Regions from separate parts of the Homo sapiens genome. Here all the other regions are linked to region 1. Evidence: chromatin loops called from intact Hi-C (ENCODE). Cell type or tissue: PC-3. All regions are shown on one strand. Each heading gives the region's core, and the rest is flanking DNA. Links, peaks and the distances in the headings are about the cores only. Region 1 holds the start of GCG (glucagon). Region 2 overlaps FAP (fibroblast activation protein alpha). Region 3 overlaps IFIH1 (interferon induced with helicase C domain 1).

Region 1 (11,244 bases), core at 3,245-11,244:
TATTGCATTATCCCTAGATCGTAGGAATAATATGATATTCCTACTGATATATCTGATATAAGAGAATATACTAGTCCAGGATATTAGGCTCTTAGGTGCTTTAGAAAAATCTATTTTGATCCATTGTTGTTGCCAATAAGAGGAATATTTTTATTCTCAATGAAAGAAAAAAATTAAAATTGAAGTTACACTTATTTTACCCAGTTGCCACTCACACCACTATGTCTCTGTACAAAGCACAGAGGAAACCATAGGATTTACCCCACCCCCGCCACTTATTCCAGATCTACATCTTACACCCCATGAGCACTCAAAACACTTAAACCTGTCATATAAGAAAATCCCTTTTCTGACCCCTACATTTTCATCTTTCAGTTTTCTGCTTAACTGCACTCAGCAGAGCAGCTCTTCCAAGGAGACTTTTTCCAACATCCAGCCTCATCTTGCCTCTTCATTGACGCTCCAATTCAGTCTAGAGGAAACAAAAAGCATAGTCTCTCCTCCTTGCCAAGACCTGCCCCACCACTGACCTCTCGATCTTATGCTCCTTTATTGTCCTCATTGAAATCTGTAGCTGTTGAAAAGGAAGAAAAAGTCAATCGTGTGACATATCCAAAATTCGTGGATCTGATTCTTAAAAAACAGAATCTCCACTGTCGCTTTGGAAAGCAGTTGGCAGTTCCTCAAAAAGTTAAACATAGAGTTAGCATATAAGCCAGCGATTCTACTCCTAGGTATTTACCCAAGAGAATTAAAAACATAGTCCAGACAAAAATTTGTGCATGAATGTTCCCAGCAGCATTATTCATAATGGCCCCAAAGTGGAAACCACCCAGATGTCCATTACTGATAGATGGGTAAACTAGATGTGGTAAATAGCATACAATGGAATCATTTCAACCGTAAAAAGAATGAAGTACTGATTCCTTCTACAACGTGGATGAACCTTGAGAAGATTATGCTAAATAAAAGACATTAGACAAAAAAGATTATATGTTGAGTGATTCCATTTATATAAAATACACAGAACAGGCAAATGTGTATACAGAGAAAGTAGATCAGTAGTCAAGAGCTCGGAAAGAGGGCAAGGGGGAGTGACTGCTGATGAGTATGGGGTTTCTATTATGGGTGATGAAAAAGTTCTGAAATTAGATAACGGTAATGGTGACACAGCATTCTGAACATACTAAAAACTACTGAATCATACATTTTTTAAAAACTAAGCCCAAAAATACTTCCATCATCAACTGTTTAGCATTTAGATGTCTTGCTATCTTAGCTATCTGGAAGTTCTGAATAGATTTAGACAGCAGTCAAAGCTGATTTGAGGAGATTTTGCAAGTCCTCCCAGGACTACTTTGCAAAGCCTTACTCTAGAAAGGTTACAAAGTAGTGGGGTCCTGTATTCGGACCCAGATATGGCTTTAAGCAACTTGGTTGCCTGTTCTAAGCCCCTGTCTTGTTATTTGTAAAATGAAGGCAAAAATATTGAACTCGTTATGTATTTTGAGTATTAGAGAATAATATACTCAGCTTTGCCTTTAGTACATATTCAGGAAATGGTAGTTACTTCTATTCTTAGGCGGCTTGATCCTCATTTCTGAATTGTAAAAAATACTGGCTCTCATATTATGATTTTTAAATCTTTGCCTACAATTAAATCTGTATATGAATTCCAGGTGAGATATCAAAAAAGTAACGAACTAATCAGTAGTTGAAGCTATGTGCTAACCAATGGAAGGAATGACTATTACACTTTACCCTGGGTGTTTGGTCAAATGTGTCTCTGAATTTATAATTTTTATTTGATTCTTTTCATCAATGTCAACTGTCTTCAACAATACATTTATTAGAACAAGTGTCCATAAAAACATTAGAGGCAAATTGATGCTTAATAAATCAAATACATTTTTAAGATATTATTTGCATCACCCTTTTTTCCGCTATGAGTTTTGCCCATTATTTGTGGGGAAAGAATGCAAACAAACTGGGAGGCCGAGGCGGGCAGATGATGAGGTCAGGAGATCGAGACAATCCTTGCTAACACGATGAAACCCCGCCTCTACTAAAAATACAAAAAATTTAGCCTGGCTTGGTGGCTGGCGCCTGTAGTCCCAGCTACTCGGGAGGCTGAGGCAGGAGAATGGCGCGAACTCGGGAGGCGGAGCTTGCAGTGAGCCGAGATCACGCCACTGCACTCCAGCCTGGGCGACAGAACAAGACTCCGTCTCAAAAATAAATAAATAAATAAATAAATAAATAAATAAGCAAACAAAGGTGTAAAAGCCATGATCTTCGACCTCTAGAGTTTTGCTGATAAGTATTTATGGAGGAGAATGCTGGCAATCATGGACTAGACATATAAGAAAAAAAGGGAGACTCTATCATTCTTCAGCCTTAGAAAAGACTTATGGTTAGTCGACGGTGCTTTATGAGGAGAAAAGAATTTTTATTAAGATGGAAGTGAAAAGTCAGTTTTTACATCTTCTGACAACATGGCAACAAAGAAATGATTTACCTTTCAGTAAGAGCCAGGACTAGAACGCAGATATGAAATACTTCTGGCCATAGAAATGTTTCTGACCGCAGAAATAAATTATTTTGGTCATTTATTGCAAAATGGAAATGTAGAAATTTATTCTCCAGGTTTGAAAAATAAAATAGCCAAACAATGAATTGTAATACATTAAATAAATCTCTGCTTTAAAATAGGGTAATAGCCTAGATGGCTTTATGAATTATCCTCCCTTCTATGGTTATATCATTTCAATTTCACCAGAACACTGGGCATATCTTGATAATACATCTGATAAAATACAAATTGGCAATACTGAGTAAGTTTCAGGCAGGGGGTAAGTCTTACTACAAGGTATAATGAACAAGAAAAAGTATTTATAACTCAGGTTTGCATTCTCTGCATTTTCTTAGTATACAGACTCCAAATTTTAAATTTTCTAATGGCTGAAGTTACTTCCTTTTACAGAAGACTTTAAAAAATTGCAATGTTTTAATTGGTTCACATTAAAGACTCTTAGAAGCTTGAAGAAAAAAAGTCTTTCCAGATGAGCAAGAGGTTGGATAAATGTAATGACATATGGTTTGTTTTTTATAGCTACAATATGCGAAAAATAGTAGCATAACACATGTATTCAATGATATATATGTATTTATACATATAAATATATATTCTGCTTGTAAATTATGAGATAAGATTCTTTTGTACAAATATGATTTTGTTTTCTTTCTCTTTCTTGTTCCCTTTAGGAATAAAAATAACAACTGAAACTTAGAACAGTTTTAAACATCTCATTATACCAGGGATCTTGCAAAAGATAAAATCAACGAATGCAAAGCCATGATGCCACACAGTCCCCTGCACAGACTTGTGAGCGGGCTGTCTGCAGGGTCTCGGAGCCTCAGGGCAGGAAGACTGTCCGTTGATCTTATTACTGAATCTTCCCCCCAACCCCAGCAGGCTTCCTCAGAATCCTTCCAGATTGATGGGTCATGAACTGATTTTTAAATATCTCTCAGGAAGGGTATTTCTCACATCCTCTGGCAAACTCAGAACTTCCCCTGGAAGTTCTTCTTTTATTACCGCTGGATCCCTGAGCCCATTAAGTCACTCACAGAGATGTGAAGGACATCTGATTATTACATTGTATGTATTCAATTTTTAACTTTTCAAATGCTCTCGTTAAGTGGCTCTTCAGAGTTAAAACTAATCAATAAAAACTTTTTCCTCAAATGCTATACATAATTTTTCTTTGATCTTTTGAAGGTTCACACCTATTTTCAGAAGACCCTTGTTATGGACCCTTGGATGGTATCTTAATACGCTGTGCTCTTCCTAGGTTAGAGTATTAAATACTGTCCAAGAATAAAAAACAAACCTCAAGCATATCAGGAAAGCTTGACTGGTCACTACTGCAGTTTTATCAAACAGAGCTAGGCAAATCCTAGGGATGGGTATTGAATAACATTGAGAAGAAGGGAGCAGTGATTTTGATTCCATTACCTCTGAGTGGTAGCTTCCTCTCTCTGCCTTCATTGCAGTTGTTTTTCCGTTACCTTGGCCCGGCCTAGGCTACTGTTTTCCATCCAGGCTCTGTTGCCACCATGTGTCTATGAAGTTCACTTATTTTACTTAGCTAATCCTTACTCACTGAAAAGTCTAACTCTTTGGCTTCCAAAGTGATAAATGACCAATTAGTCCTAATGACCAATCCCCACGATCATTCTATTATGGCTTTAACTTTTTAATATGGGAAATTTCAAACATAAATAAAGTAAGCAGAATTGCACAATGAACCCTGTTTATCCATCAGCCAGCTTCAACAATTATCAGTATTTTGCCATGGTTGTGTCATCTGTACCTCCACCCACACCTCAGACTTCTTTTTTTTTTTTGTAACTATTCTTTTTTTTCCTTTTAGGTAAAATTTACATAAATTAAAAATCACGAATCTTAGCTGTACTATTTTGATAATCGGATAAACCTGGTAACACATACCCTTATCATAATATAGAATATTTCCATCTCCCCAGAAAGTTCCCTCTTAGGCAATCCTCTCCCATCCTCTTCCAAGAAACAACCACAGTTCTGAGATTTTTAACTTCAATTTTGCCTGTTTTTGAACTTCTATAAATGGATTCATACAGTATATAGTTGTTCATGTCCATCTTCTTTTATGCAGCATAATGTCTGCAAAATTTTTCCACATTGCTGCCTGAGTCAGCTGTTGCTTAATTTTTGTTGCTGTATGAATTCCGTATCACAAATTGTTTTCTTTCTCTTGTTGATGGATACTTCAGTTAGTTTTTAAGTATTGTAAATAAAGCTTATCTGAACACTTTTTTACAAGTCATTTTGTGGATATATGTTTTTATTTCTCTTGGATAAAATACCCAGGAGTGGATTGCTAGGTCAAAGGGTAATTGTACATTTAGCTCTAAAGTTTTACCTTTTTCCAAAGTAGTTGTACTGTCACTCCTTTTTAAATTACATTTTTTGGTTTGTTTTGAATGGGTAATTCTATCAAATGGTCAAACAATCCAAACCACATAGCAGGTATATAAAAGAAGTATTCTTTGCATCCTGTCCCTGTCCACATGCACCCCACTTATCCACACTGCCTCCTACAGGTAAGCACTTTCATCAGCTTCTTGTCTATTTTAATTTTTTGACGCAATTATGAAAAATAAACACGTATTTCTGCCCCTCTCCCTTCTAAAACAAAAGGTAGCCTACTACATACCCATTCTGCACTTTCTTGTTTTCAACTAACAACATAACTTGGAGTCTTTCCCTACTGGTAAATAGACAGCGTCTTCATTTTTTTTTTTTTTCTAAACAGTGCTCTATTGCTGGCCCCTTGGATTAGTTCCCACCTGTTACTCTTCTACTCAACCTTGTACCTACATCATTACATATCTACATAGCAATATATGTGGGATAAATGTTCAGAATAGTGCTTTAGCCTTACTGGACCAAGAACTATAGGTATTAGTCACTTCGATAAGTATTACCAAACCACCTTTCAAAGGAGTTAATATTTTGTACTCCCATCAGCAACGCCTGAGAGTTCTCCCTACCCATAGACTTCCCATCGCAGCGCACTGTGAACCTGGATCTTTGCCATTCTCAACTATTCCTAAGTATTCCGAGCAGCTACAGAAAATAAACACACAATAACCCCACAATGCATGGTTTTGTGTAAATTTTTAAGAATTTTGAGGTGGTAAAAGCATTAAGGCAAGCATGAGGTCCTGCATGCAGCTTCATGCAGCTGCACAGGTTGTAAATCTGTGGAAATTGTCCTTAGGACTAAACATCATAAAGAAATCATATATGTCACTAGTCATAGACATACAGGGCTACCACTTTCCTTGCCTCACATCTAAATCACTGAATAACTGTATTGATGGGAATAGGCCAAGTAGAGGCTCATGCCAGAACAGTGATAGGAAGAAGATCTGCAAGTCCAAATTGCACTTGAGTTCTGTCTTAATTTCTGACAATTCGGTGTCCATGAAGAAGCCTGACTTGCCCCTCCTAGAGAGGAGAGCAGCACACAATGCAGTGGGGTTCTTATTGCTTATACATCCTGAGAATGCTTACCCTTATGGTACTGGGAGCCCCAAGAATCAGTGTCAGTGGGCTGGAGATAAAGTCACAGGAAATTTTCTGAAACAACTTGGGATAGTCACTTCTAGAATAATGGAAGCAAGTAGAGTGGAGGGAAAGAAAAATGTTTGGTAGTTAAATATTGGGAGAGGATAATTACTGAAAGGCCAGTGCTATGTTGAAGATTTTATATATATGATCTGCAGATCTTCCTTCTTAGGGCTGCTCCACAAACAAGTAGAGTCTGAAAAGGAAAGAGAGAGACAGAGACAGAGAGACAGAAAGAAACATCTGCTCAAATAGACAAATAGACAATGGGAAAAGTAGAACTGAATCTGCCAAAACGATTAAAAATATAGCGAATAGTTGTGTGAAGATTGTAGCCAGAGAGAAAGACAATGTAATCATACATTAAATCAATCCACTCTTTCAAGCTATTACCGTATTTATAAGTATTACTCTCTAGACCGACCTAAGGCTTGACACCTTTCTCTGCTCTTTCACCCCCTCTGCTGGTAGAGTGCCAAGAAGCAGGTCTCAGATCAAGACACCAGCAGTACCAATGAGGAGATAAAGTGAGGCAGATATTTTATGCAGCTGTGCTTCTCAAATTTTAATATGAACACAGATTTCCTTAGGATTTTGTTAAAATACAGATTCTGATAGGCACGAGATTCTGCATTTCTAGCAAGCTCCCAGATGATGCTGGTCCTTAGACCACACTTTGCAAAGCAAGGCTTTCTAGCACCCAATAATCACCAGCACAAAAACCCCTCAATGATGTCTTCCAGTCTGACTTGAAAGTGATCTCTGTGGCCTTCAAGTAGCTCTACATTCAAACGTTGGTCTCATGCACAAATTGAACAGTTAAGTTCATTTGGAATATTTCTCCAGTTGCCTCAATGATTTACCTCCATACAAGTCATCAGTGACATCATGCGGTTGGTTATATTAGAATATTGGAATCTAGTTAGGAAATGTTGTGATGAGTTTGCAATATGGAATAAAATTTTTATTTTAGAAAAGACATTTACCAACCCCTCTCATTTTACAAATAAGGAGGCAGAGACACAAAGAGAATGCGTGACTTGACCAAGGTCACACAGCTGGTCAATAACAGCAAAACTAAAATCAAATTATGCCAACACTACTTCTTATGCTGTCTTTCCAGATTATTTACCATTTTTCTATTTCTCTACAGTGACCAGAATCATTTCTGCTAAATGTCACAGATCATTAAAGCCTGTGTGTCCAGTCACAAAACTCAGGAAACGTGAAAATATGCATCTCATCTCAACAGTTTTCCTCATATCTCATTCTTTTGTAACTTAGTACCCCACTCTCTTATCAGTAAAATTAGATTTTAAATATATATTAGAAGGAAAAAAATACCAGATAATTTCCTGTTAGCATCAGCTATCTTGGATGTTTAATCTTCATTTTGCTCCATCCTTTCTGCCTGAATTCCATTTATTAAAACAGAACACATAGGGGTTTAATCAATATCCTTAAATTTTCCACAAACATAACATAAATAAACTCCACGTTGTGAGGAAGAGAGGATTTTTAATACATATGTGTTGAATGAATGATCATTATTTAGATAAATGAATGACTGAAGTGATTGTTATATTCAGGTAAATTCATCATGGCTAGGTAGCAAACCAAAGACTTGTAAGAACCTCAAATGAGGACATGCACAAAACAGGGATGGCCATGGGCTACGTAATTTCAAGGTCTTTTGTCTTCAACGTCAAAATTCACTTTAGAGAACTTAAGTGATTTTCATGCGTGATTGAAAGTAGAAGGTGGATTTCCAAGCTGCTCTCTCCATTCCCAACCAAAAAAAAAAAAAAAAGATACAAGAGTGCATAAAAAGTTTCCAGGTCTCTAAGGTCTCTCACCCAATATAAGCATAGAATGCAGATGAGCAAAGTGAGTGGGAGAGGGAAGTCATTTGTAACAAAAACTCATTATTTACAGATGAGAAATTTATATTGTCAGCGTAATATCTGTGAGGCTAAACAGAGCTGGAGAGTATATAAAAGCAGTGCGCCTTGGTGCAGAAGTACAGAGCTTAGGACACAGAGCACATCAAAAGTTCCCAAAGAGGGCTTGCTCTCTCTTCACCTGCTCTGTTCTACAGCACACTACCAGAAGGTAAGATGATTATAAAATTGTAAATCCTGTTTGGCGGACAGTGAAGTATTTTTAAGGGATCAAAATATTATAAATTAAAATGTTGTTCTTTCATCTTAGACTTTATTACTAATAGTACACAGAGAGGAACTGAGATGGAAAAGGTTATATCAAATGCATTTACGTGTACTTTAATATAGCGAAGCCGCAAAGCGAGTTGGAAAAATAATTATATGCAAAAATATAAAACAGAAAAAAAACAAAGATTCAAATCAATGCACTTGTTATAATACTTAACTGTTATGAGAGTTGTATTTTAAAATAATTGGTAACATTTTGAAGAATAAATATTTTTCTTGGACTTGATAGATCTGTATACTACTTTGAACAGAAGGCGTCTTTTAAAGTAAGCAGAAATGTGTCCATTAGGGAGCCTATAACAGAAATTGCTTTTTACCAATTAAAATCTCTGGTTTTCCAAAAGAGCAAATTAAATAACATCTTTCAAATATTCAAATTTCAGACATCTATCAAAAAATCAAAGTCCATTAAAGCAACTCTTTGTAAATAAAACATAGCGTACTTGGTGCAGAGAACAAGTGTCATCTATTTGGGGGGTTTTCTTTGGATGCATCTGAGTGAAGCCATACATTAATAACTATTTACTATGTATTGAGGATAAATAGTAATAAAATCTAAAATAGCTACCCTCTGCAATAAAATTTTAATTTGTCTTTTTAGATTAGGCTCCTAGAGACAAAAAACAAATTTACAAAGATCTTTGATGGAGTAAATGATTAAGTGGTGTATTTTTCCATACATACTGAAGACCTATTACATAAAATGAGCTAACCAGTTTGAAAAAGGATTTATATGGACTACAATGCCAACACATTTGGGGATAGAACATAATGTCTTCTTTTTTAGGTCTAAGGTTAATCTTTCTGTAAGACTTCCTACTTATTATTGTTACCATACTTTCCTTTAAATTTTAGTGGAAATTTGTAGTTCTTACAAAACTGCAGGCTCTCTTTAGACTACCTAAAGAGGGGGGAAATTAACTGGAAATTATTTTCTTATTGAATAAGATTTTAATACTAAAATAACATAAATCTCTACTTTCTCAGCAATTGTATTCAAACAATTAACTCTATTCTTTTTTTTTTCACAATTCGATAGACTTTCACAAACAAATAAGTGAGATTTTTAAAGCCAGTTCTTTCTTCAGAAGAAGTCATTTATTGTTGGTAATATTATTAGATACGGAACGCTCACTTCTTTATGTGGTTTATGGTTGTTCTTTCTTCCATCAGCTCCTGAAGTGGCAGGATACCTCCTGCTCTAAATCCTCCTCAATGGAACATAATAGGAGATATTGCAAAACGCTTAGGACTTTGGGTGGAATGAATTTTTTTTTCAGTCTTGTGAAAGACTAAAAGCTTTTACAAGAAACTTTTCAACAGTGGTATAATTTTTAAAAGAAGTGCTTACTTTAATATTTAAATATTCCTGCAAGCACGGATATAACAATTGAGAGTTATAATCAGTAGATACTACCTAAATATATGGCAAGGTTTCCAAAGTCTGCCAACCGGTTAAACTGAAGCATAGCAAAATGTCAAATTGGTAATTTGATGTTGATGAATGAAGAAAGGTGAATATATCATTCCTATTATGTTCCTTTGTCTAATCATCCATTCAATGTACAAAAAACTTAATATTTCAAAGAAAAAAGTTACTGCTGCAGGTATTACAGTGTCTATGTTTTAGTGCCAGAGATAGTAAATACAGCTAATATATTAAGGAAAAGATTGATAGTTTAAAAATGATAATATTTGTGAAATCCTTATTCCAAACCAAATGTCATTTGCTAAAAATATTCATTCAAATTATTTGTGGATAAGCATAGTCAAACTTGGATTGAAATGCCCGCTTCTCAAAGGAAACACCATTGGGTTTCAAAGTAGCCGAGATCCATGACAAAGACGGACTTGACGTTCCCATTCAGAAAATAGAAGCGCTTGCTCTGTGGGGACATTCTGTCCCACATTCATGTTGGTCCCAGTCCCCGTCGACACTGCATCATCACATCCTTAACATACTATGGCTTCGCAGGGCATCTGCTTGTGACACAGGGACAAGCAATCAGGTGTATCCTATAACCAAGTCTATGGTGTCACCAGCAGTGAATGACATGTCCTCATCTAAGTCCAATTAGAAAACAACCTGGGGACTTTTATGACTTTAGAAGCAAGCTCTAATTTTTTTTTACATAGTAATCTCTTAGTTTTTTAGTTGTGATTGTTCACGTTGCCAGAAGCATTAGTTCTTGTTGCAAATTGCTTGTCTTTAAAATGATTTTTTCCCTTTAATTTAGAACAGGTCAAAGCACCCTAAAATACCTCAAATCTGTTGGCCGCTTTATAATTACAAAGTCTAGACCAAGTTACACTATTTAAAATATAAATGAATAATACATCTGAACCGACAGCTGGTATGCCAAGTTGTAGCCTGAGGCTGCTTTAAGATGGTTGAAATGCAGTATAATGTAAATGCTTGGAAGTGAAGGACTATTAATTGAAAGCCAGACTGATAGTGAGGGGGGTGGCATGATGGATAAGGTGCCATTCAGGCTAACCATATGTAGCATATCATCTACAGTGGGTATTTTAAATGTTGATTGTGGACATTTTAATTTCCAGTCTGGAAATGAGCCTTCTAATTATTAAACAGAAGTGTCCCTACATTAATGAAAAAGCTTAATGGTGGAACACATCTTTTGTGTCCTTTTTTGCCTCCAAAAAATCTGGGGAAATAATATAACCCACTATTTAAAATTAAGCTGAAAATATAATCAGAATAAAAGTGATAACACTAGCTTTTTCCTTCTACTTATGATATTTATCTAGTCAAATCTAATTAATTTAGCCTGACATGTTTAAAAATCCTTGCCTGCCCCCCTCACCCTACCCCCATTC
Region 2 (8,000 bases), core at 1-8,000, 60 kb before region 1:
CAAAGACGGTTGGATGTGGTATACACACAAGTGAATTCTAAGCAAGCCAAAGTGGCCATAGAGAAAGAAATAGAATTGCAGACAGTGTAATATTTATGTTAAAAGTCTAAAAGCTGTGTAAAAACTCTAAAAGCTGGAGATGTTTGGGACAGGCCTCACATTTTGGGGGAACCCAAGATGTAAAAGAACTCAGATCTTTGGGAGGACCTATGGGAGCAGGAAGAGACGGGGAACCCAGAACTGAAGAGTGACTGACACTGATTGGGAAGTTGGGACCCACATTCTCATATTTCCTTGAGGCTTAAGGTTGCTAAAACATCTGGCGTTAGGTGGAGACGTGAGACCATCCCAAAAACTAAGGGAGTTTCTGATAAACTTGGGAGTGAAACGGAGGTCCTAAGAGACGTTGAACAGTTCTTTGGATGAATTCAAACAGCACTGAGTCATTACATACTGTGCACCTACATTTCATGAATTTAAATTTTATTACAACTCCAAGATTCTCTCTTTCTACAGCAAAATAACAGAGGAACTCTAAGAAACTGTCTAGGTATGAGCTATACTGTCATGTAAATTTTAAGCATACAGTAGTATAGAAAGCACAAAACAAGAAAAGTATAAATCTCATGGATACTTCATTTGGAGGTGAAATTTCCCTAACCTTTTGGAGATGGTGGCAGTAATAATGCAAGCAGGTAGGAGACTGAGCATTTGGTGATTGTCCTAGACCAAATCATATGGCAAAAGCAAAAAGTGTCTTTCATTTATTTTTCTTTCCATTCTCCTCTCAAATTAATCACCCTCTGAACTCTCCTTGGTATACAGATTATTATAATTATCCCAATAATAAAAATGAGAGAGATCTGTCTTGGAAATCAGAAAACAGAATATGGTTCACAGAACTGCATTTTCATATCCAAAATGATTTTCCCTATAAATTTTAAAGCTCTCTCATTAGGCAGTTAAAACACATAGTTTTGCTCTGGTTGACACAACATTTGTAATTGCCCTGCAGGTAAAATTGAAATGAGATTCCTTGTCGTGTTATAAATAGAATGTATTCCACAGTGATATACATAAGATTGTTCGCTTAGAAAAATATATCTAAATTCCTAAAGTTTCTTTAAAATGTTGGTGATAATTGGAATTTTATGAGCTTATATATCTCAATTTTCTTGGCAGGCTGGAGCTAAGAATCCCGTTGTTCGGATATTTATTATCGATACCACTTACCCTGCGTATGTAGGTCCCCAGGAAGTGCCTGTTCCAGCAATGATAGCCTCAAGGTAGTTCATCTCAGATCCCTCCCATCTTTCTATCCTATATTCTAGTGCATTTATGCTGTGCATGCTAGAAGCAAAAACAAATAAGTAGATAAGAGTTGCACACAAAGCTAAAGACATACAAAATTAAAATTGACAAATAAGTTTCCTTAATTGGTTTTTCAAAATTAGCCCTTTTACACATATAAACGTGACCTCGGTGATCAATCTCAGTGAAACTTGCCTCAGATGTACAGATGTGAACTTGGGACCAACAAGCAGACAGTAAAATTCATGTACGTCCTCACCCTGGCTTCTTTCAAGTTTGGCTGACTTTATCTCAAGCCAGGGTTTGTGGATCTATGTGGATCACATGTGTATGATAAATAAGAGAAGATAAGCTGACCCTCTCCAAAAATTAGCATTTTTCACAATGAAGCAGGCTATTCTCATTTATCTGGTTTTAGAATTGTCTAGAGATGAACTGTAGGCAGGCAGGGACGTGAAGGATTCTCACTTCCCCAGCATGATGCCCTATGTCTGATTGTCTGACTAGTCCAGAATACAGTGACCTTCAGTCAGTCCTCTGTGGTCTTTCTGGTTGAAGTGGCTAAGGGGAAGAGGTGCCCAGGCCCTGCCTGTTGGGCTTTCTTAACAGTTCCCCATGCCTAGCGGGCCAATCTTGGGTCTTCCCCTTCTGCTTCACGAAGAAGAGCCAAGCTCAAATGACTGATCACTAATAGGGAAAAGAACCCCATGAGAGGCTTCTACTGGGCCTTGCTGAGTCCACTCTTGTATAATCAAACATGACTTTATATTTTTGAATTATCTGCTATTCCCCACCCTGATCGAGTCGATGAAAACTTGACTCAATACATCATTTTTTTTTAAAGTGTCATTCTCCACAGGTGGCAGATGAAATGAGCATAACACAAGGAGTCCAGAGGCTTGTTTGAACAGCTGTAAAATACTAACAATAAAATAGTAGTAGCAAACGTATTCTGAACACTCATCATGTAGCAGACATAGTTCTTAAGCGGTTTAAGCACGCGGCCAATCTTTACAGCACTCTTTAAAATAGGTAATATTATTATTCTGATTTTATATAAAAATAGAAGAGTTAAGTAACTGGCCTAAAGGTATATAACTATTAGGACATAAAGCCAGGATTTGAGCCTGAGGTCCCTTCCAGCTTTGTGATTTCCTTTACATTAATTTTCCAGAAGTTTGTGATTCATTTTATGTTGATGTTCTCTACCTACTAGTTCATGCTCAGAGTCATGGAATCATCGTTGCCATTCACTGACATCTAGTATGTGCCAAACATTATTTGAGTTATTTCGCATACATCATCTGTGATTTATTCCACAAGTCTGAATTTCAATACCTGACCACAGTCACAGCTAAAACTTAGCTTCCAACATGAATCTGCTGAGAGACAAAGATTATCCTTTTATCACACTTGTCTCTCTCTCAACTAATTATAAGGTGAAAAATTGAGTTTACTTGTGCAAAATGCAAGTTTAATGCTTTTTTTCCCCTCTAGATTGATCAGTAGCTTTGACATTATGTTTTAAATTCTTTTCTAAAATGTTAAAATCCAGAAACGGGGAGAAAACTCACATATGAAATGATTTCATTAGATGAAGAAACTCTCATAGATATTTTTTTAAGTAAGTAGAGATATTTAAACTTTCTCTCCAGAGAAAGGAATGTTTTGTCTTGCTTACCTATTAAATAAGTAATGTATAATAATGACATATATCCTTTAGAAAACAAAAATTAAGAAATTATTTGTGTGTGAAACTGGTTTATGGTTGTGACTACCTGTTTCTATTTTATTTGCAGTGATTATTATTTCAGTTGGCTCACGTGGGTTACTGATGAACGAGTATGTTTGCAGTGGCTAAAAAGAGTCCAGAATGTTTCGGTCCTGTCTATATGTGACTTCAGGGAAGACTGGCAGACATGGGATTGTCCAAAGGTAGGGTATATTAAGATCACAGATACGTATTTCTGAAGATCAAGGCACAATAGTGGGGACTCATCCATAGCTAACATTTTATGTTGTAAAGCCAGGATTACTGCATTCAACTGCCAACTGCTTTGCAAAAACACACTCAGTATTCATGGGTCCATCATTTTATTAAATAAATAGGATACCTTTTATTTTCTTGAATGACGTAAACCTTGAAATTGAATAGCCAAAAAGAAAAAATGGGACAACATGACATTGGGAAAATCAGATATCTGGTTCTCAATTATAATGGTAAACCAGCCCTTTGAGATTATAACATTGGCAGTCCAATAAAAAGCAAAATAATGCAGATGAAACCGAAACATGGGTCTACTAGATAAATATATATGTTTTAAACAAAAGAACCAGAGAAGAAATGCAAATGGGGCATGTTCTATTCAATGTTAAAAATTAAAAATTAAAAATTCTAAAGGAAATGGATATTATCAAAAGAAAGCCAGATATTCTGTTTTTTTTTTTGTTTGTTTTTTGTTTTTTTTGTTTGTTTTTTTGTTTTTTGTTTTTTTTTTGAGATGGCGTCTCGCTCTGTCGCCAGGCTGGAGTGCAGTGGCGCAATCTGGACTCACTGCAACCTCCGTCTCCCAGGTTCAGGCGATTCTCCTGCCTCAGTCTCCTGAGTAGCTGGGACTACAGGTGTGCACCACTAGGCCCAGCTAATTTTTTTATTTTTAGTAGACACGGGGTTTCACCATGTTGGCCAGGATGGTCTCAATCTCTTGACCTCATGATCCACCCGCCTCAGCCTCCCAAAGTACTGGGATTACAGGCATGAGCCACTGCACCCAGCCCAAATATTTTTATTTTAAAATCAAATGAGAATTACTGAGAATGTGACATAAGATATTAGATCAAATTATTCTGTTACCTGGTTATCTTAGGACAGTACCCGACATGTACTAATTTTGGGCAGAAAAAGCCTTTAAAACTAAGCACAGATTTATTGTTGAGTTTTAATTGTTTCTATTACTCAAACTCAAACATAATCTGTTGAATTAATGAGTCAGAAAAACCACTTAACCAATGTATAAGCTTTAAAATAAGCCTGTTCTTAATTACTCACATTAGAATCTAAGAGATACAAAATATTTTCTTTAAATAGGATATTTGATGGGTACATTTTGTGAGTCTTCTAATTATGAAGAAATGTTTCATTAAAACAAATATAGAATAATCATATTTTATAAAGTAAAAAGAAAAGCACAGAACAAACAAAGTAAATCACTAAATTTCATCTAGAAATTAGGACATTATGTTTTGCAAGAAAAAAGTCATATGAGTCTGTTTGGAAATATATCAGGACTATAATAGTCAACATTACTCAGGCTAAAAATATTTCTTTAAATCACTACTGTGTCTGTGAGAGGCTCGACTAATTTTGATGGAATATGCTAGAAGCGTATTTTTATCTTATATATATTTTGATATACAAAGCAGGATGATTTTGGCTTTAATACAGTATCATAGGCAAAGAAAGGATAGACTAATCTTGATTATGCTAGTTAATTAGAAACAATTGGTCTGGTTAGTCAGCTTTGGGTGACTATATCTTTAAACTTTTCAATGAATCTAGCTATTAGGGACTATTGCTTTAATTTTATTAGTTTGAACATAATGAGATTTATAATTTAGACACAATTTTTAGCTCCTAAAACTAGGAATTTTAAAACTGTGATTGCTTTGAAATCTGAAATTCTAATTTATCAAAATCTGAGACAACTTTAATCCAAACTGACAGAACATTTAAGATGCTCATTCAATGAGGTGTGGAAGTCCCTGGAATATAAACTTTAGTTTTACAGCCAGAAAACAGTGCTTAAATTTAGAATATCATGTTTGAATAACCTTAGAATTTCTAAACACCTCTGTTTCAAAATAGTTTGATAAATACATGCAACACATTTTGAGATTTGAGAACAACAGTGTCGAATTTCCCAGAAACCATCCTCATGACTGATGTGTGTGTGTGTGTGCGCACACACTTTGAAAACAATATTTAAGGTTAAGTGACCCGGCAACATTTTATTCATGCTGAGAGTCATGCCCCAAACAAAGAGGCAAAGGAAACTGGCAAAAATGACTTGTAATAAAATTATATTAGTGAGATTTATTAAGAAATTTATAGTTAGGGGAAGAAACATCTTTTATATTATGCTTCCTCCTCTGAAAAGGGAATTAAAATTAATTTTACTTTTATGGCTAAAAATAATAAATCCAAAAATTTCACTATTTTTTCCGAGTCTTATCTTACTTGTTCTCTCTGAGGCATTGGTCTATCCCTGTAAGAGAAAATCCAGACTGTGTTCTTAAAATTTGTTATTCCCCTGCCTTTTATGACAGTACACCCTCTCATGGTTCTCCTTCTGCTTCATTGACTGTTCTTTTCCTTTCCAGCTCTTCTTCTGACTTCTCTAGAAATCTTATTATTCTCCAAGTTAATGTATTTGCAAGGTAGGCTAACTGCTATAACAACAACATAAAAACCTCCAATAATTCAGTGGGTTAATACAGTAGAAATTTATTGCACATTCATGTAACCATCCAATAGTGAGTCCAGGTAAGTGGGGTATGGTGGGGGTTGGGGAATGGTGCACTCTGCTTCATATAGTCATTCGGGAACCTAGGTGATGGCATTTCTGCTAACTAGCTTCCAACACTATTCCAAAGTTGGTCAAACCTGAGCATCAACATCCAGCTGAGGGATGGAGAAAAGAATGAAGGGTAATGTAAGAGAGGCTTTTATGGGCTAGGCCTAAAAGTAGCATGAGTTATTTCTGTTCACACACCATTGACTAGAACTTATCAAATAACCACGGTCAACTGAAGGAAGGCTGGGAAATACATTTCCTGCCCGTATCCCTAGCAAAAAGAGGAAATGGTCTGCTGATTATCCTGCTGTCTGTCTCAACTCTGTACTTACTCACTTTGGGTAATTTTAATCTATACCAGAGCTTTTTGGTATACTTGCCAATAACTCTCAGACTTATTTCTGAGGATTTGAACTTTTCAATATGTGTGGCTTCATTTTCTCTGTTCTATTCTCACTGCCATGAGCTTGATTAGAGTCTTTATCATTCTTTTCCCAAACATTATAATAGCCTTCCAGTTGGTCTCTCTGCCTCCTTCCCTCTTACCCACTTCTAGTATATCCTCTGCATCATGTTCATAATTATATGTTCCAAATTGTGAATTGGAAGACCTTCAAAAGACTTACCAAACAGGAGAAATTGAAACTTCTTAGGGTGCCATAAAGTTTCTCCAAAATCTTGCTCATAAACATGCATTCTCCTTCATCTTCTAACTCTTTCCTGTAGTCACTCTCCACTCAGCCATACTGAACCATCTGTTGGGTGACTAAGCAGGTCTGGTCTCTATGCTATTTATTTTACCTAGAATGTTCTTCTTTTTCTAATTATTTGTCTAGAAAAGTCTATTCATTCTTTTAGGATTACTAAATGTTTGTTCAGTAAATGATCAATTACATTATGCTAAAATATAACCCAAAATAAGATTCAGTGCAAATTTTAAAATTTTAGCTACTTCATAGGACCCAGAAAAGAAAGAATTTAACTCAAACTCCACTGTTTTACCTACACCACATCAAGTGGATTGTGCTGGGCCTCCATAGATGTTGTGATAATTCCAAGTCACTGCCTCATGGAAGATTTAGGCATAATTATTAAGGATCTGCAATAAAATTACCCATGTATATACAACAGTGCTGTTATATGAGATTTTTAATATTGTCCTTTTAAACTCAAATTTGAAGTTAGTTGACTAGTAATGGTATACTCTGATCAGGCAGCTTAACTGTTTCCAAATGTCCAGATTACATTTAGGAAAAAAATGTTCTCCTAATACTATGTTCGATGTGATCTTTTGTCTTTTAGACCCAGGAGCATATAGAAGAAAGCAGAACTGGATGGGCTGGTGGAGTATGATTTTGCTATCTTTTTCTTATGTTTTAATGAAACTTGACAGATTCTCAGCTATCAAAGGACTATTTGCAATGTACCCAAACTGGCACTACTTATTTTCATAGAAAAAGTAGCAAGGTATAAAACACATAGGTAGTGATCTCTTGAGTGATTTTGTGCCGGACAATTTCAATGTCCTTTTTAGAATTCTATTGAAAATAACTCATACTCCTCATGTCCCAATTTTAAGTTTGTCAACTGAATCCTTGGTATCTATAACTAATATTACTTTTTAAACAAATACAATATAGATCATTGTTCAAAAGGAGACAAAATCCCTGATCTGTTAAAATCATCTTAATAATTACTAGCCATTTAAATCCAAAAAAAAATACATTGGGTATCCTTGTAATTTAAAGACAATCTACCTCTTATTAAATTTCATATAACATGTACTAAATTTCATGTATGTATACTCCTTCCAGTATTTAAGTAATGATTTGGTATCAAATAGGAAAATGTGTGTTTGTTACTTGTGATCATTTATATTTGGAAGTTTAGGATAGGTTTATTCAATAATTTATGAGGATTTTTAATGTAAAATAACGCTTGAGGTAAATAGCAATTGTATTTTATATCGTATATGAAGAATAAAAATTAATACAAGAGAATAAGTGAAGGTTGGTAGATGCTGCCACTTACCACAAACACATAATTCAATTCAATTAGTATTTGAAGAGGAAAGGCTACTTCTCTAAGATTTGGACGCATTATGCAATGAAAAAG
Region 3 (11,244 bases), core at 3,245-11,244, 140 kb before region 1:
TAGCTCTCTTTGTACTTATGTCACAGTTTGCTTTTTAAAAACATATTATATAATTGGAATTTCTGGGTCAAATGATTTATACTATTTTAACACATTTGATACTTAATGTCAAATCTCACTCCAGGAACTTGTACCAATTTACATGTTCTCCAAGAGTATGGGATATGAGTGCTTATTTCCCTGAATTCTCTTCTACGAGAATGAATAATATTATCATGTTCAATCTTTTCAATTTGGCTGCTATTAAAAATGGTATTTCGTTATTTGAATTTACATTTTCATATTTCTGCTGAAAAAGAATTTCACAAATTCATTCTCTTTGTTTTGTTAATTATCAATACTTTTAAAATTCACTTTTCTATTAGGGTATTCATCTTCTTTTTGCTGACTTATATGAACTATCTAAGTATATAAGATATCAATTCATTGTCATAAATAGTACCAATTTTTTTCACAGTTGGCTTGCTTTTTAGCCTGTTTGTGGATTTTTCTCTTTTTCTTTTTTTGGGGGTTCTGGGGGCAGGCGGGGACAGGGTCTTGCTCTGTCTCTCTGTCGCCCAGGCTGGAGTACAGTGGCACAAACACAGCTCACTGCAGCCTTGACCTCCCAGGCGCAAGTGATCCTCCCACCTCAGTCTCCCAAGTAGCTGGCATCACGGGCGTGCGCCACCATACCCAGCTAATTTTTGTATTTTTTTTAGAGAATGGGGTTTCACCATGTTGTCAAGACTTGTCTGGAAACTCCTGGGCTCAAGGAATCCTCCTGCCTTGGCCTCCCAAAGTGCTGGGATTATAGGCTTGAGCTGCTGTTTGTTTTTTAATGTAATGCGATTCCACCTTTCTCATAAACTCTGGTGCTGCTGCTGCTGCTAATAGCAAAGCTTATACAGGATAGTTTTTTTTGTTGTTGTTGTTGTTTTTCATTTGAGCAGCTGCACCTTCCTTTAGAAATCATGATTCTATAGGAATGCCAAAATTCACTATCTGAGTGTGGAGTTTTCATGTTTTAATAAATGTCCTTTACAAGCTACTCGACATCTCTATGAGTTACTGGCCATTTTCTGTAAATCCACACTAGAAAGAAGGGAAGATGGAGCTACTGCTGAGAGATGACCCTGCATCTTAAATGAGGGTTTATCATCAAAGATTACCAGACTAATGCATTGCATTAGCTTGTAGTTAATCTGCTCTGAACTTCTAGTGAACAAAATTAAAGGCAAAGTTTTAAATTTTTTTAAATTTTTACTTCTTAGTATAAAACTTAAAGATGTATCTTGTGAAAAAAATTTTAATAATGATATTAGGGGACAGAAAAGCTTTTTATTTTTTTTTTTCCTCTTGGGTTCCTTCCTCTCTATCTCCCTCCTTCCCTTCCCTTCCTTTCACCCTAACTTCCTTCCCTCTCTTCCTTTCACTTCTTTCATTTAACAACTATTTTCCAAACTCCTATCATGTGCCAGGCACCTTGTTGTATACTGTGAACTCAGGAACATAACAGAAATGGCTTCATGGCCATGGAGCCTAATATGACTCTATCTGGAGATTGTGATGGTAAGAGATAATTAAGAGTAAATGAGTCAGGCCAGGCGTGGTGGCTCACACCTGTAATCCCAGGACTTTGGGAGGACGAGGCGGGTGGATCACCTGAGGCCAGGAGTTCAAGACCAGCCTGACCACCATGGTGAAGCCCTATCTGTATTAAAAATACAAAAACTTAGCCGAGCATGGTGGCAGATGCCTGTAATCCCAGCTACTTGGAAGGCTGAGGCAGGGGAATCACTTGAACCCAAGAGGCAGAGGTTGCAGTGAGCCAAGATTGCACCATTGCACTCCAGCCTGAGCAATAAGAACAAAAAAACTCCGTCTCAAAAAAAAAGAAATGACTTCAGCCCCCATGGAGCTTTCCACTGAGGGAGGTGTCGGCCCAGCAGTAGTAACTGTATAGCTACACTTTTAGTAAGTGCCATGAAAGAGTAGTACAGAGTATTAAAATATATAATAGTCTGAGAGCATGTAAGAGTATACAGTAAACTGCACAGTAATCCGAGGATCCATCCAATTCACAAACATCTTAATGGTCTTCTAGTCCATAGGTTCTTTATGATATCTGGATTTCTCATGTGGATTTGAAAGCAGGTTAGTTTAATCCATTCTGGCCCTTTCCAGAGCACTAGCAAAGAGTCACTTATTTATGAAAATGTAGTGTGTTTGCTTCAGACCTTTGCTTTAGACTGCTGCTGTCATTCCAGGTATCTGTTTGTTTCCTTGTTATCTTAAGGACTAAGAATTACTGATATTAATAACTTATAAAGTACCATTAGTCCAGAGAAATTATTGAGTTCTTTTGATTGAAGTTTTTGTTGCAGAATTTACTATGGAAGGGTTTTGCCTGCATAGGCATTTTCTGACAGAAGTAACAATCAAGGTAAATGTGAAAGTGCTCCATAGCTTCTAATATGCATTTGTGTAGTTTTGTTTTGTGTATCTTCTTGATATTGATAATGTTTAGTCTTTATTTTGAATTCCATTATATTAGGTTAAAGTTTCAAATAGTTGCCAAGATAGCACTGAAAAAAACTTGTCACAAAGTCTGTAAATATGATTTTTATGTGTATAAAGAAAAGACTCAAATTATTTGTAATTTTAAATTAAGATATTTATAATTATTATTTCTGAACCAGTTTATCAAATATTTTCTCAGTGCATAGTAGTCTTAGTGCATGCAAATATTAATTATTTATAGCTTTAATGCAAAGATTATGTGTGTGTGTGTGTTTTAGCACCTTTTACCCCTTAACACATCTGATGGATAAGACACACTACCATCAGTAACAGTGGCCCACCTTGAAACTAATTTTAAACACATATCCCTTTGGCACTAGAGGTGACATATCAGAGTTCTCTAGTGGATTGTTCTAGAGAGTGATTTCATCATATCTCCAAACTTGCGGGTTGATATGTGTCCTTTTTCCTCCTCCCACCTATGTTTACAAATCAATTGCTTCTCATTAAAAAAGTGGTTAGTAATTGATATATCAATTTTTTATTTGCCCTTTTCCAAATTACCAAAACAATTTCTAAACAAAATTTGAACAGTTCTCAGACTATTAATGGCAATTTAATGCTGGATGCTATAGTTCTGCTTTCTGAAGTCACTGGTCGTCTTATAACAAAAGATAACTGCAAAACTTTGGTGTTTCTCTAGATCAGATTTCCCTAGGAAACATCAGAGAGACACTAAGCCTGCTTTCATTTTCTATTAAAAGCATTTTAATTATAGCAAATAATTGACTTCTATATAGCAAATATTTTACTTCTAAAAGCGAACAGTTAAATTAGTTGTGCAGTCAGTCTTTGTCTGCTACTGCTGCTTTGTCAAAACAAGTGAATAGTTACTTCACATTAACCTTTTTTCATTATACTATTTTAGGAATTAATGCATTACAATAAAATCAAAGGAAATTAAGTGACATTTAAAACTAAGTCAACTTTATTGCATTTGGTATAAACTTTTATGCAGAATGGAGCAGAAAATCCCCCCAAACTTCTTTAATCATTGTGTTACAGCTGCCCTATTGTGAAAACTAGAAAATGCAAATGCCTCAGATTGGCCAGCAGAGGGCGCCTTTACATTTATAAAGCCAATGGAATTTCACTGTTTCAGCGTGAAAGATTATAATGTAACTGTAGAGTGTGCCATGTGTGAATATACAGTGCGCATGACTGTGATTGCATGTGTATATTTTGATTTATATATTCGTTCACGTGAAGATTTTAAAATTCCACCCCAGCTAATGAGCTTACCAACCTGCTTGTTTTCAGACTTTAATACCTTCTTTCTCATATTTCCCCATATGTTCCACTCCTTAGGTTTATCCGGTGACATTATGCTTTGGAATATATTGTGGATATATTTTGCATAGATCATGTTCTGTAGGAGGGGTTTAAAAATTGACCTTTACAAAACAGCCTTCTTCTCCCTGGTCCAATCTGTTATAGCACTTTTTTTGTTGTTGTTTTGTTTTGCCTTTTTATAGACTAAAGTCCAATCTTAGATTTGGTCTATACTAATTTCTGTAAAAGTGCCACAAAATTTATCCTTGCACTTGAGGACCAGAATAATGTTCTGTAGCACTAACCTCTAGAAATCTAGAGATTTTTAGAATCTCTAGAAATAAAACCATAGCATTTGAAACCTAAGTGGAAAAAAATAATTGATACAGTAGTTTACAATAAGACTGTTTCAGAATCATTCATGCTATATCAGGACTGGTTTGAAGTAAGAGCACTCCTTTACTTTTTAATTTTTCTAAACTTAGTTATCATTAATTATTGAGAACTAGCAGTACTACTGAGGCAATCCAAAAGACACATATTAATTTGAGCTGAGAGAAAGAGAGAGATGCTGATGCTGACACTGATATTGGTACTTGTTAAAGGATTATGTAAGTTTGTATTTTATTTGAAACCTAGCATGAGGTATCTGGGTCAGTTATATGGCTTACAGTTGCATAATAGTCCTAGGAGGATTACCATTCATACCTCAGGAATGGGGACATAAATATTATGACAGAAAGACAGAAAGAAATCTCCCCAGTGTGCAGTTAATACATGTTGGATTTATTTTCATGATATCTGTTTATGACTACAAACATAAAGCTGTTTTTTTAGCAGAGTTTTAACAAAAGCAGTGATTTTAATTTTGACTATCAGATCTTCCCTTCACAATTTTAGGATGTGAATGAGGTCAGAAGCCAGAGAAATAGGAAGAAGGAGGTGAGTTGGTCAGATAATACAGTATCATTGAGAGAACCAAGCACTGAGGAATTGCGTTCACTCTCAAAAAGTTTATACTCTAATGAAGGAAAACAAGTGACATGCCTCCACAAAGAAACTGTAATCTAGCCATGGTAAAAGAGATGCAAGATCTATATTACAGGATGAAGAGAGAAGATCTGTAAAAGAAGGAAGACTGACGAGAGAAAGCTTACCAGATGAGGAATATCAGATATTTCATCTGAGCCTTGAGAGCACTATGCTGGATTTGTAAATAGAAGTGGCAGGCAACATTTCAGGTTTCAGAGGCATCATGAGCAAAAGCACAAGCACAAGAGAGCTCAAAATGTGTTCAGAGGAACAGTCTGATGAGAGAGGAGCATTTGTGGAGGAGGGCGGTAGGATTTAAGACTTCTAAGATCAGTGAAAGTTAACGAGTTTCTCTAACAGTAATTTTTACAATGCTTTTTCTCACACACACACACTTTTAAAAGTACACCATTTATCATTTGGATAATTATACAATGCCAGCACAATGCATGTGTGTACAAGCATCATCTCAGATGATGATTGTAGGAAAGTCCTTAGGTAGAGGAATATATCTAGCAGAGCGCTGGAACTGGATCTTACTGGCTTGTAAGACCCCAGTGTGCACATCTCTTTCCAGCTCCACACAGGACATCATGCTGGAAATTGGCCACGGTGTGAATATTTACACCATGGAAATTGACAAACCTTTTAAAAATCCTGTCTCCCCCCACCAAAGGGCCAGTTGTTGAACATTTACCTGGGCACCCTTAGTGTATTCGTATCTCCCTCCATTCTTTCATGTCTGCTTAAGTTTGCTTAACTCCTACAGCCTTTCCTGAAAAGTGCTTACCAGCCAAAGAGGTTTCTAATTCACATTCTACCTTGCCGTCTCCAAACCTTGTTATTGCCAAGATTTACTTCCCATGTGGTTACCTGGCTTCTCACTATTAACTGACTCTACTCTAGGACTTTTTGCCTCCATTACTGACTGGCAGTGAATGAATGGGTCATTCTGGTGTGTGTTGTTATCCTTGCAACCTGTGCTTTAATAACTACCTCTCTTTATTAGAACCTAAGTGCAAAGGCTAAAGGGCATAGATGATACAATCTAAGCCAACCTCATTACACACAATTCAAATTTAATTCTGTTAGAAACATTTCAGCAGTAGAAATTCTATAAACAGGAGCAGAGGAGCTCCATGGATAGCCATGTGGGCCTGTGGCTCTAGGAGAGTGATTTTTCTCGTTGGGGAACTCATTTCCTAGAAGCTTGGATCCAGGAGAGAATATGCAAGGTGGGTGGAGGTGGCTTCTCTCCATTCTGTGGGAACACATGTTCCCTGGCACGGAGAGGAAAATCTGACAGACCAAAATGTGAGTGTGTGTGTGTGTGTGTGTGCGCGCGCGCGTGCGTGTGTGTGTAGATCCATATACATAGAGCTGAAAATAAAAGTGATCTATTTCCTCTCAAAAAAGATTAAGTTATTTCAAAAGGAAAGGAAATATATATTATTAGCAGTATGAGTGTAAGCCCACTTGAGAAGCCCATGCAGTCTTTGTGTGTGTGCCCAAACGTGCACACATGTTTCAAGCTTTCGGGGTAGCTTGGACCTTCCAGGCGTGAGGATTATGAAACTGGAGGGAAGGTGGGGATAGCTGCAAAGGTGAAGCTAAAATGCATCACAAGGTCAGAACTAGAATAAACATGAAATTACCATGAAAAGTGAAATTGGACTAAAGACCTTGTCACCACTGACTCGCAGGAGAACAGGAGCAGTTGGTGCTGTTCTTTCTCAATATGCACAGAGGCCCTTTCCCCTCGCGTTTCCTGCTGTAATGCAAAACCACTTTTCGGGAAAAATAGTGTGTGGCAGACTGAAGCCAGGGGAAAGAAACGAAAGATATTCTGTGGGGTGATAAATGCCTCTAGGCCAAAAATAGAAGAGGTACTACCTGGTAGGAATAGAAGCAAGAATCAATTTGAATTTTACCTAATGGAGCTTAGCTCTTTGAATAAAGAATGCCTACTTGTCCACTACTTGCCATGTTAGCTTTTTCCAGCAGAGGGCAGACTTTACATTGAAATAGATCTAAAAAGGCCTTCAACCTCTTGCTTTATTTATTTATTTTTTTTGGTTTGAATATTTTAAAGTTCAATATTTTTGGTTTCTAAATGATTTAAAAATATTTTAAAGTATTTAAGGTCTAGAGTATGTTAAATAAGAAATTTCTTGGATTTCAGTTAATATTTCTGCCTTATTAGCAAAATACTCAAGATGTGATTGCAAAATAAGGCTTTTTTTTTCCATGGCTTTTGGGCTGGTCTTAGGCACTTGCTGTCATTGTAGGCAAGGCTGTTCTTTTTTGTGTTGTTTACAAAATTATGAAAGAAAATCCTATCTCTTAACTGGATGGTTATAATTTTCATTCATTCCAATAGCTTTTGATATAAATAACTGCTTTTCTTTAACAGTTCAATTACTACCATCTTCTAATCTGTTTCATAGTTAGCTTTGATATTTTCCCTAGAGGAAATGACACCTATATAAAACTTAACTAAACTTATTATACAATATAACTTCAATATTCAAAGCCCTTTTAATGAGAATTTAAAATTTGTTTCTCTTCGAGTTTCATTTTCTTGGTCTAACCGAATCATTCTCACAATAAGTGAGAAAATAGAGACTACTATCTCTCTCTATATATTTTTTAAAACAGAAGGTTAATTTGCTTGTAAGTCGTGGCTACGTTCGATCTGGAGACTTATCTGTTGGACTCCAAAGCACAAATTTTTTTCATAGCAAGGCCTGCCTCCAATTAACTCCATGCGATCTACTTATAAAATCATAAACGCAGGACTTTATTCATTAGGACTTAAATCCAGACTGACATAGTTTGAAAAATACAAAGAACAAAACAAGATAAACCTAAATAAATCAATTTCAGAAATTCTTGGCATTTAAACTCAATAGGTCGGTTTAATTTTGGCTTCACGCAAACACTTTCTTGATCTCACTTTTTTGGGAGTGTGTGTGTGTTTGTGTGTAATACGGTTTTTAAAGTGAATGCAGGAGGAAGATCTCTGGGGAAGGCATTCTCCCTATTATAAGAAATACAATATATTTTCTTTTATTATTAAATTTTACTTATATTTCTATGAAAGCAAAAACGTATATCAAAATGCATAAGAATTTGCTGCCTAGGAAACAAAATTATTTTTATGTGGAGAAACTGAAGATTTATATACCCTTAAAATGACAAAGAAATCGAGCTCCATATATTCACTTTCATTTTCATAATAATCTCTACAGGATTACTGCAATTAATTTTATGTAACGAGAACAGAGGTGTTCTTTTTATTTGAGTGCAGAAAAAAGTTTAAAAAGAGGTGTGGACACTTAAATGTAAAGTTAGTGAAAATCTATCAATGAAACCAGAAATGTTAGCAAAGCAAAATCATCTCTCTAAGTTCTTTTCTTGGAAAGATAAGCTCTGTTTCAAGATGGATAGAAATGTGACAATACAATGAAAATGTCTCTTGCTGTTGAAAAACACCACCACCACAGCTCTTAATTCAGTTAACACTGTGTTTACAAAACTTCACCCAAATCATCAGCCATGCTTAGTGTTAGCGGAAAAAGCACTGGAACACTGGACTTGGATTCAGAAATGAGGATTCTGCCCCACTGTAGCTGTGTGATCTGGATATATCAGTTAACCTCTCAGCGCCTTGGTTTCTCACCTATGAAACAGGAGATAATATGTATCTACCACACAGAATGTTGAGAGATTAAAATGAAATTTACATTACATCTGTGAAAACTCTGAGTTCAGTGTCTTCCTGACACATTGGTGATTGGTTTGTTAGATCAAAATAATCCAGATAATAGACTTTATTAATAATACCCTATTTTGGGTAGCAACTTTTAAAACAATTCATCAATTATTCGTGCACATTGCATAAATAGCTCCCTCCCAAAACTTACGGATGTTAGAACAAAGCTTGGGAGAAATCTTGACTCTACATGTAGATGAAGTAGGTTTAAGATTAAAGTTTAACTGCTAGTGATTAGAAAATGAAGTGGAAATCAAATATAATTTTCATTTTTATTATACTTGGAAAATTTAATGATACAGTCTTAGATTTTAGATATTTGTTAGTATTTTTTCAGTAATTTTGGTATTCTCTTCAGTTCTCAATATTACATTTAAAACAGCAAATGAAAAGCATGTCAAAATTCACTTTTTTGCCTCAAAAATCTTAGCCTATATTTCTAGATCTAGAATTACTCTTGCAATGACATTTTCCCCATCTCATTTTACACCTTGCCTTTTCCTTACAAATCATATTCTCTTTTCATCAGTACATCTGCCCAAAACGCTCTTCTACTTGACAGTTCTATCCCACATTCGCCTCTGAGCTTCTAACAAGACATACCTCTGGGAATTGCGAGGTGCCATATTTTAAATCTCTCAGTGAGATATACAGGTTTTCCCGTGTGATCATAAGGGATTCCTCAAATCTGAGTTTTAGAACTAATCTGCGACAACTGATAAGCACAGTATTTTCACATTAGTATATTTATGTTGTGCTAATATACTTAAACAGTATGTATGTCCATTGAGAATTTTTCTACAAATTTCTTATCAGCTTACTTTTAATTTTTAAGAAAGATACCTTACATATTTGATTGGCATTGGCTGTAATTCTGTTATAGCTCTTAAACTAAATAGGCTCATCCAAATTGGATGGGAGATGTAAATGTCACAGATTCTCAGTGGAATACTAGTCAGCAATAAAAAGGAACAAATTAGTAATACACACAACAACGTAGATGAATCACAATTACTATAAACTAAGTTTTAAAAGACAGACATAAAGGCTACATATTGCATGAATCCATTCATATGACATCCTGGAAAAGGAAAAACTATTGGAACAGAAACCAGATCAGTGGTTGCCACTGGTTGTCTGATGTGGAACAGAAACCAGATTAGATAACCAGAGGGATTTACTACAAAGAGGCTTGAGGAGACTTTTGGGGTGCTGGAAATACCTTAACTGTGATGGTAGTTGCGTAACTGTATACATATGTCAACCTCTTCAAAGTTGCAAAACTGTATACATTTGTCAAACTTCTCAAACTATAAACATAAAAAGTAATCTTTTTAGTAAGTAAATTATATCTTAATATAGCTGACTTGAAAAAATTAACTACTTAAGGAAAAAGGAAATATTTGCAGTTTTGAGTTGTATATCATCTCTTTTCAGAGAAGTTTTATTAAAACATACTATGTGTCTATTTTTTCATCCATTTTTATTTCCAGCCATAAATATGACACTCAGACTAGTTTTAAATAGCTAAGAGCTACCTCATTGGTGTGTTAAGAGGCTTTAGGATGAAATATTATCTAAGTATAAATATTATAAAATATTTTTAATTAAAAGAAGAACATTATCTAATGGAACTCCTATCCTAAGAATATATCATTTCTTGATTTTTATTTCATTTTCTAATTGCCAGCAATTAAAGTCCTGTGCCAAGAGCTTGTTGTACCTAATATTACTTAAAGATTATCAAGGGCTGTGAAGTAAGTGGGATTAGCCTCACTTTAAAACAAGGGGAACTTGTTAGGTTCAGAGCAAAGTGAATAGCAAATTTTGCAAGTCCTTCTGATTCCAAAGCCAATATTAGTAACCACCATTGCTTTATTTTTACCAGTTTAACGATAGTTCTGGTGCTTGAGGATGAGGTTGTGTAAGTGTTTGGAAATAAACTGTAAGAAAAGAATTCTTCTCTGAGGGAAAGAAGGTTTTCAAAAAGAATTGATCCTGAGTTCTGAAAACAGAATGTCAGGATTCATAAATGAAGGATGTGCACTGCTATTCATCCATATTAACCATAACTCTTTGATAGAGGCTTAATCTAATTATAGTAAAGAAAAACAGTTATTTCCAACCTCACATGAGCTTCTAGTACAACTGTGATGCCAGGCTTTAGTGATATTCTTTTTGAACAAATTCTCTTTGAGATTTTACATCTATGTTTATCACCAAACTATCATTTTCATAACTGATCAGTAGATCCAGGTACTTTATTAATTTTTGTACTTTATTAATTCCCTATCATTTTAAATGAAAAGACCTCAAAGGTTTCTATGTATTATTTTTTGTTTAAAAGACATATCAAACCTAAATAGTGTTTTCTTGGGCAACATTTACATGTAGAAGGGCAATAAAAGTTATAAACCCTTAGGAATTTGCTTTAGCTCTCATACTGGATGTGTAGTACTTTAAGTAGGTAATATGTATTTGAATCACTACCCAGCAGCTGCTCATCCATAGTGGATTTTTCTTAATGTAGCCTGCCAGAAGCGCTTACCTTTTATTCATAATTGTCTGGGTGTGCCTTCCCCACTTGAATTGAACTGTATGTA

Evidence for each region. A loop is a pair of places that touch in the nucleus more often than their neighbours do. Peaks named below come from ENCODE experiments on the same cell type or tissue, not always from the same donor. Only the 100,000 strongest peaks of a DNase experiment are listed, where the experiment ranks them.
Region 2: it touches region 1 in a loop (4-fold over the local background); 7 of 110 quality-filtered maps call a loop at or near these places.
Region 3: a loop joins it to region 1, with 12 times the contacts of the local background. A loop is called at or near these places in 48 of 110 quality-filtered maps.

Annotation. Positions count from the first base shown.
Region 1 is chr2:162,149,201-162,160,444 of GRCh38, reverse strand. GCG (glucagon) reads left to right here and starts at 8,198. Exons shown (of 6, transcript NM_002054.5): 1 at 8,198-8,287. The region is part of intron 1 of LOC101929532 (a long non-coding RNA gene); the gene reads right to left. RefSeq lists a promoter at 6,589-8,310. In PC-3, for the core only: CTCF peaks have their summits at 5,142 (motif pointing left) and 6,634; a DNase peak (open chromatin) is centred at 6,634.
Region 2 is chr2:162,209,184-162,217,183 of GRCh38, reverse strand. FAP (fibroblast activation protein alpha) reads left to right here. Exons shown (of 26, transcript NM_004460.5): 10 at 1,183-1,286; 11 at 3,111-3,246; 12 at 7,188-7,232. Among named protein-coding and RNA genes, the nearest start is that of FAP, 30 kb to the left of the region's middle. RefSeq lists an enhancer at 2,903-3,072. In PC-3, for the core only: no CTCF peak of the experiment used is centred there; no DNase peak of the experiment used is centred there.
Region 3 is chr2:162,293,752-162,304,995 of GRCh38, reverse strand. The region is part of intron 3 of IFIH1 (interferon induced with helicase C domain 1); the gene reads left to right. Among named protein-coding and RNA genes, the nearest start is that of IFIH1, 19 kb to the left of the region's middle. In PC-3, for the core only: CTCF peaks have their summits at 3,609 (motif pointing right) and 6,854 (motif pointing right); DNase peaks (open chromatin) are centred at 3,625 and 6,865; H3K4me3 peaks cover 555 bases.